3 separate regions of the Homo sapiens genome follow, and all the other regions are linked to region 2. Evidence: read pairs that join two places in POLR2A ChIA-PET (ENCODE). Cell type or tissue: MCF 10A. All regions are shown on one strand. Region 1 overlaps STARD13 (StAR related lipid transfer domain containing 13). Region 2 holds the start of STARD13 (StAR related lipid transfer domain containing 13). Region 3 overlaps STARD13 (StAR related lipid transfer domain containing 13).

Region 1 (2,500 bases), 78 kb after region 2:
TATTTCACTATGTGGCTGTACCATAATTTATTTGTAAGTTCTCTATTGGTGAGCACTGAGGTAATTTGCAATCTTTTGCAATGAAAGATGCTGAAATTAAAACTTGAATATGTGTGTACACCTGTCTGCAAATACCTCCAGGAAAAATTCCTCCAGATGGAATTTCCTAAGACATATCTCCCTGGACTCACATGTCTTTCTGGTTGCCTCTAGCACTCTTCCTGTTTTCAACCCTGTCCTCCTAGTTCAGCCTTCATGACCTCTTGCTGAAATAATTGCCATAGCCTCCTGAGTGGAGCCATCTGCCTACGCTTCCCTTTAGAATCCATCCTTAACATGGTTTCTAGCTCTCACCGCTCAGACTGTGTTACACCTGTGCTCTAAAACCCCCAAGGGTTCATAATTGCTACCTGAGCTGGTATGAACTCCCCATACCCTCTCCCAGCATCCAAGGCCATCCCATATATGGTTCCGCCCCACCTTTGATGACTCATTTGCTTGATTTCCCCCACGTGTTCCCTGTGCTTCAGCAGCACCAGAAGGTTCCTGAGTCCCCAAGCTTGCCTTGCCTCCTGTTTCTTTGGGTGCCTTAGAGCTCACTCCCTACTTGGAAGTGTCCTTCTCTCTCCTGGGTCCTCCCTCATCTCTGCCTGTGTACCCTCATGCTACAACCCCGCCATGTTTTCTAGATTCTCCCACTCCCACTCCCCAACCTAGACTCCTTCCACCTCCCACTGTCCTCATATCCTGCTTTAGGTGATAATTTCATTTCATGTACCCTTGCAGACCACCTGTGCCAGAGAGAGCTGGCAGCACACATCCTCTGAAGTGGCTAGCACGGAATGTCTTGCACATTTTAGGAGGTTTTTTAAAAGGATTTATTAGATAAGATCTTCGCAGTTGACAAATTCTCTTACCCAAAATTGGCATAATCCTTTAGCTTGGGGAGAAGAGATCACACACATGAAACTATTATGGAAGTAGGGAATTTCCCAATATATTTAGTCAAGAGCACAGAAGCTCATTGGCAGTGAGGTGCCAGGCAGGGTAGGAGCAGGAGCAGCCCCTATAATCTGCCTTTTGTGGGCGGGGCAGGGTCACAGATGCCTGTCACACAGCCTGCATCGAGCAGGGCCTGCTGGATTAAAAAGCTGACTTCTGGCCAGCTACAGCAAGCAAAGACTTGCAACACCATATGGGAAGAATTGACCCAACAATCCATGTGCTTTCATTAAAGGGATGTTTACAGACATCCTGGTTCTTGACTCAAGTTCATTGTCACAGAATGACGTTCTCATGGAGGAAGTGGGAAAGGGGTGGAGTTGAGGGGTGAGTGTAGAAAGCTGGACGAAATCAGGGGACCCTGAACAAAATCTCTCGTGTTACTTTTCAGTTACTCAGAAAGCCTCTCTCTCTACAAATCCCTACAAGGTTGAGACACACAGGCACTCTCAACCTTGAAGTATCTGATTTTACAACTTCAAACTCAGGCTTCTCACAATACTCTATACTCCCTCTCTTAGAGTGAGTACCTCTTATCTAGTTCAAAGTCTCATTCATTCTCTTATTTGACAGACTCCAGTTGTGTTTTTCTTGCCTTTAAGGAGCTCACTGACTAATGGCAGATGCCAGTTCTAGGGTTCTATTGAGTGAGAGTGGAAGGAGAACTAAGGTATCAAACTTTTGCTATTCAGCCCCACTCTGCCCTATGCTTACTTCGTATTCTCCCTCACTGTGGAGTTCAAACATTTAAAATCTGAGTGGCTGTTATCCTCAGCATGCACTGTATACTCTGCACCTTACTCCCGGAATCCTTTCATCTTTAGCTCTCCTTATCACAGGCAGTGGTAGTTTGGTATCATCCTCTGCCAGATTAAACATGTATATTTATTTAATATTCTCTCTGTTGTTGAAAATAACAATACGAATGTTGCATAATAACAACAAAGTTCTTTATCATCTTCATTTGATCTGCTGTCATCTGTGAGGTCTCCAGAGCATACTCTGTGCCTTTCATGTTCGAGGACACTGCCGAGAAATAAAACTGAGACTCGAATCCAGATCCTGTGACTGTGAATCCTAGTACAGTATTCCAACATATAGCCTTAGTTTAGGAACACTCACTTTTTCTATTCATGGTAAACGTGTGGCCTCCACTCACTGATAAGGTGAGATTACCATCGAGCATGCAGTATACGAAAGTCTACAATGCATTGTTTGTCATGCTCACTTACAGAGCAGACTGATTGTTCCACAGTCACCTGTTCAACCCCACTTGGTAGTGGTTAACCCAGAGAAGCAACTGCCTCTCATCTGGAACCTGAAATGCATCCCATGCATTCTCCTGATTCACCAAGTTCATTGGCAGTGTAAATACAAGCAAATCCTGTTGCCAACTGAGGGTGTAATGTCATCAGAATGTGAAGGATGACCTGAGTTTTTTAAGGATACACAATTAAATGTGCACTGATTTTGTTATATCCTATTTTGGCATTTTCTC
Region 2 (2,500 bases):
TCTGCACACATGGGTACCTACAGTCTCTTGCAAAGCCCTCCCCAGCCTCTGCCTATCAGAATTCCCCCCATTTTAAAAAGCCTATCCAAATGTCTCTTTCTCTATCTGGCTTGCAATCATCACCCCAGTCAAAAATAATATTGCTCACCTAGCATTGTGTTTGCGTCCTTTTTGAGACATATATATGGCCTCATGTTAGAAGCTTTTGTATAACTTCTCAATGGGTCCTTAGCAGGTTGATGACAGTATCTTTGAAGTACCTTTGCAACTTCTGCAGTGATTCTTGTCTTAAATGATTCAGTGTCTTAAATGTGATAGGCACCTTCTAAGTATTTTACCTCTAGGTGATTAAAAATTGGGGAAGTAGAGAAATCAAAGAGGAAAGGATGCTTAATACGTAACGCGTGTGTACTTTGCCTCTCTGAGTCTTATCTGTAAGAGCCCTCCAATTCCCATCACGTGAGGGTCAGGATCTGTGGTGTATTCACTCCTGGTGTTAAAGCCCTTGAAGTTTATTTTTCACTGGAAAAGTTTTTATTTGAGTTGTTTCTTGATAATGAAGGTGGTGGCTTACGCTCAGCTGTTGATGCTTGTTTGAAGTAGTTTTTTTTTGTTGTGTTGTGTTTTTTAAATTTAAGAGATTTATCAGGTCCATCTTTTACCTGGCTGCTGCTGCCCTGTAGAAAGCGAAGGAGCTTTCTCTAACTTTGACAGGCTGAAAAGTTTCCTGAGCCCTGGACTTGTTTGTCTTCTACTTGTTTTGCCCTTCCCTCTCTCTTTTTCTTTCGACTCCTTTAGTGAGGGCTGCTTTTGGGTGCTTCGTCAGCTCTGAGGCACGTCAAATACGTGTATTTTGCTTTCAGCGTTGTGTGAGGGACCCTGGCGGCTGGAACTGCCTCTGGTCGGGGCTTAGGGCTGACTGCAAACGTTCCCATTTTCCTCTCTTCCTCTCATTGGTTCCCGAGGTCACGTGAGGGCCCCGGGGGTTGGAATTCTGAGTTGTGGCTTTGGCACTCCTCTTTCTTTTTAAAAATCGCTGGGTCTGTTGAGCTGTCCTGGGCTGGGTGCCTTGCTCTTTGACTGAGACTGGAGACAGACGGCAACAGCCACAGGCAGACTGAGGTGGCAATAGGAAATCTGCCGAGATGTTCAGTCAGGTGCCCAGGACCCCAGCCTCAGGCTGCTACTACCTAAATTCCATGACACCTGAGGGCCAGGAGATGTACTTGCGATTTGATCAGACTACAAGACGCTCTCCTTACAGGATGAGCCGGATTCTAGCACGCCATCAGCTAGTGACTAAAATTCAACAAGGTGAGTGGCCGGCAGTGGAAGGCTGTTGCTCATTCTGATTTCTGTTGGCTCTATTTCATGCTAACCCAGTTTTTTTTGTTTGTTTGTTTCCACTTTATAACATATGGATTTCTATGCCACACTACCCGTAACTTTGAAAAATAACTTTAGGCTGCAGTTTTCAGCAAACAGGACAGTCCTTAGCTGCCACATAGCTCAACATAAAGTGCACAAAAAACTTCACGGTGGGACAGTGAATCATAAATTCCCAAACTGACGTGTGTCTACAGAACAGATGAGAACTGTTACTCAGTGTGTATCTTAGGAGCTTTTCTGCAGTTTCCTCACACTCCGTCACATTTAAAATGTGGACACTTGTTTATTTCATTAGGGAGGAGGCGAGGGACTAATGTCCACCCTGCCCAGAGTATTTCGAATATCCTTAGTGAAGAGGAGGAAAGCAAGAATTCTGTTCTAAAGGCCACCAGGCTAAGCACTAGAATCGCATTCTCTTCCTGTTTGTATGTTTATGTCAGCAGTTGCCACAGATGTGTTAATATTGTTTTCCTGGTAGAGAATTAAGGTGTTCGTTCATCTCAAAACAAATCCCGTAACCTGCACACAAAACTCCAGCTTCCTAATGCAAAGAGAAGAGAATATTGATTATAAGCTGCTTGATATTCTTTTTATTCCCAGCCCCTCAAAATACCAGCCTGGAAGTCTGGACATTACTAAAATTTACCAGTCTCAAAAAAAAAAAAAATTTAAAACATGCTCCTTATAGGGTATATCAGTAGAAAGCAGAAAGACGAACATTCCTAAGAAGCCCCTAACACACACGTTTACAGTCAGTTAATGATCACCCTCCTCCTAGACTACAAAAAAGAAATTATTATATTGGTGCTAAATAAGTTAACCAGGAATTTTTAGAGCCGTTCCTAAGAAGCCCCTAACACACGTTGACAGTCAGTTAATGATCACCCTCCTCCTACACAACAAAAAAAGAAATTATTATATTGGTGCTAAATAAGTTAACCAGGAATTTTTAGAGCCATTATAAAAATACAGTTTCCACTTAAATAAATGAGTTTAAGATTATATTGAATATTAAAGAGGAAGTTGGGGTTTGTAATCATGAAAATCTTATTGTAATGTTTCCAGAAAGAACAATATGTATTCTAGCGGGCAGCATTTGATGAGATTGTTT
Region 3 (2,500 bases), 120 kb after region 2:
TGGGTATAGGAAATGATGCTACACGAGGAGTCACCTGCCATGGCTAGGACAGGGCTGCTTCTAATTTATGATATTTACTCATTGCAGTTTTGTTGTCATTTAAGCCTGAGGTCTAAAAGTTTAAGTGCCTGCCCATTAAAGCAAACAAAAAAAATCATCTTATTTGAATGATTGATTTATCTGGGTTCTGGTTAAAATTTGGTTATTCATGTATGTATCTGAATAGGATTTCAGTTCGTTATCCATGTTGCTGTCATAAAAAATGAAATGCAGCTATTATCTGAGGAGCCTTTTAAATAAAATTTCCCTGGCTAGCTTCAGCCCCATTGCACTGTCCAACCAGAATTTTAAGTTCCAAAAGGAGTGTTGTTTTCAAAATTTTTAAATTTTTCATTTTTGTGGGGACATAGTAAGCGTATGTATATATTTATGGGGTACATGAGATATTTTGATACAGGTGTGCAATATGAACTCATTACATCATGGAGAATAGGGTATTCATCCCCTCGGGCATTTATTCTTTGTGTTACAAACAATCCAATTATACTCTTTTAGTTATTTAAAAATGTACAAATAAGTTGTTATTGACTGTAGTTACCCTGTTGTGCTATCAAATAGTAGGTCTTATTCATTCTTTCTAATTTTTTTTTGTACCCATTAATGATCCCCACCTCTCCTCCAGCCCCCACTACCCTCCTCAGCCTCTGGTAACCATCCTTCTAATCTCTATGTCCATGAGTTCAATTATTTTGATTTTTAGATCCCACAAATTAGTGAAAACACGTGATGTTCCAAAGGGAGTTTTCTAGAAGGATTCCTGGCTGCCCACTTCTTCTCCACCATGTTATCCTTTTCATCTTCAGGATCTGAGCTCACCACATTCCCTGGGCTGGAGGGGTGCGAACTCTTTCATAGGTCACTTCCCACTCTCTGTCTTTGAGCTTTCTAGGCTGCAGAGCCCCTGTCTTGTGGGTCTTCCCCATTTGTTCTTCATGGCCTGGCTCTCTGGGACTGTCTTGCTGAACACTACATTTTCATTGTAGTAAAGGTAATAATAAAACAGAAAAAGGCATAGGATTCATGTAATGCCAAGAGAAAATATAATATTCTGTGCTTCTCTCCAAGACTTGCTGACTCATAATTAGGTTTAGAGCATGTCTAGAAATTAGGTGTTTTCTCGTTACTATCCGCTGTATTATATGGGAGCGGGAAGCAAATCTGAGCTTGAAAATCTATTAGGCAGCACTTTATCCATGACTCAGGAGCAACTCACCACATTTTCCACACGTTACAGATGGAATGTATGTTTTCCTATTTCCTCTGAAATACTTGTGTGGTTATCAAAGTAGGAACCTTCAAATACAGACTCTCAACTGGGTACTAAATAGAACTTTTGAGCAATGCAATAATTGCCTTTTGTACCTTCCCAGAGGAAAGCCCAAGTTAGCCCAGGCAGCACAATTCAGCTAAGCTGTGTTTTGAACAGCAGTTGTGGAACTCAGAGACTCCTTTTCTGATAGAAATGCTTTCAATAGCTTTTCTTTCCAGCTTGGTTCCCTGGATGTTTCTGAACCATGTGTCCATGGCAGGAATGGGTACATGGTAGGAACATGCTGGTCACACTTAAGTGGAAAACCCTCACACAAGAGACAAATCTCAAGCTTTTGAAATCATCAGTCCCTGGAGTAACAGTAGATTAGGGGATGACAGAAGAGGCAGGCGTTCCGGGGCAGGAGCCACCACAGGCTCTGTTTCCTTGGATTTAATGACAAAGTTCAATCTAGATTTAACCAGATCTGTGGAACTAGGCGGTAGGGTTTTGCTCTTCCTGGTGATGCCTGAGTAAGATCTGGCCTTTGGTCTATTTTCCTAACATATACCAAATAGCTCTGGCACATCAAACATCTTACTGCACAGACACTGAGCTTTCAATGTTGAGGTACAATCGCAGGCCCAGGGTGATGTTAGTGTAGATCATTTCTGTGCAGTGATCCCAAGAACGCCCTGTACACTCCAGCTTTGGCTATGGGGAAAAATTAGCATCATAGTAAATGGAAATACAATGACCTGACAGGGACCCATCCTAACAGCGGAGGAAAGGGCCTTGGTAAAGACTTGTGATAATAGGCTGTTTAATTTTGTTTGGAGAGACTGGACTTTCAACAGATGAACTTCTTTCCCCTTGGATTCATATTTGTCTAACAGAGTTGTGGTTGGGAAATGATCCAGGATTCACAAGGTCAAAAAGTGACCTGGTTCACATACTGTAGACTCCTCCTATCTCACTCCACAGCTTCCCCAGGCAGGTGGTCCGGTGGGCTGTTGGTGCATCCACACCAAAAATGGTCACCCAAGGGACATATCAACCTCTTGGGCTTGGCCCTCAGAGGTTCTGGCAGGCTCATCAAACTCAAGTCTCAATTCCAAATAATCAACTTTCCTCTTCTATGCCGCACTCTACAGCTTGAAATCATTCCAATGTGCTTGATTAATGAACATT

What was found. ChIA-PET counts read pairs that join two places held together with the same protein. Peaks named below come from ENCODE experiments on the same cell type or tissue, not always from the same donor. Only the 100,000 strongest peaks of a DNase experiment are listed, where the experiment ranks them.
Region 1: POLR2A ChIA-PET joins it to region 2 with 25 read pairs; 5 of 35 experiments call an interaction of 5 or more read pairs at or near these places.
Region 3: POLR2A ChIA-PET joins it to region 2 with 15 read pairs; 4 of 35 experiments call an interaction of 5 or more read pairs at or near these places.

Annotation. Positions count from the first base shown.
Region 1 is chr13:33,206,459-33,208,958 of GRCh38, reverse strand. The region is part of intron 1 of STARD13 (StAR related lipid transfer domain containing 13); the gene reads left to right. Among named protein-coding and RNA genes, the nearest start is that of STARD13-AS, 70 kb to the left of the region's middle. In MCF 10A, no CTCF peak of the experiment used is centred here; DNase peaks (open chromatin) are centred at 488 and 1,198.
Region 2 is chr13:33,284,284-33,286,783 of GRCh38, reverse strand. STARD13 (StAR related lipid transfer domain containing 13) reads left to right here and starts at 1,029. Exons shown (of 14, transcript NM_178006.4): 1 at 1,029-1,314. The coding sequence starts at 1,146. RefSeq lists enhancers at 727-856, 867-926. In MCF 10A, a CTCF peak has its summit at 852; a DNase peak (open chromatin) is centred at 973.
Region 3 is chr13:33,168,200-33,170,699 of GRCh38, reverse strand. All of the region lies in intron 1 of STARD13 (StAR related lipid transfer domain containing 13), which reads left to right. Among named protein-coding and RNA genes, the nearest start is that of STARD13-AS, 110 kb to the left of the region's middle. In MCF 10A, no CTCF peak of the experiment used is centred here; a DNase peak (open chromatin) is centred at 1,249.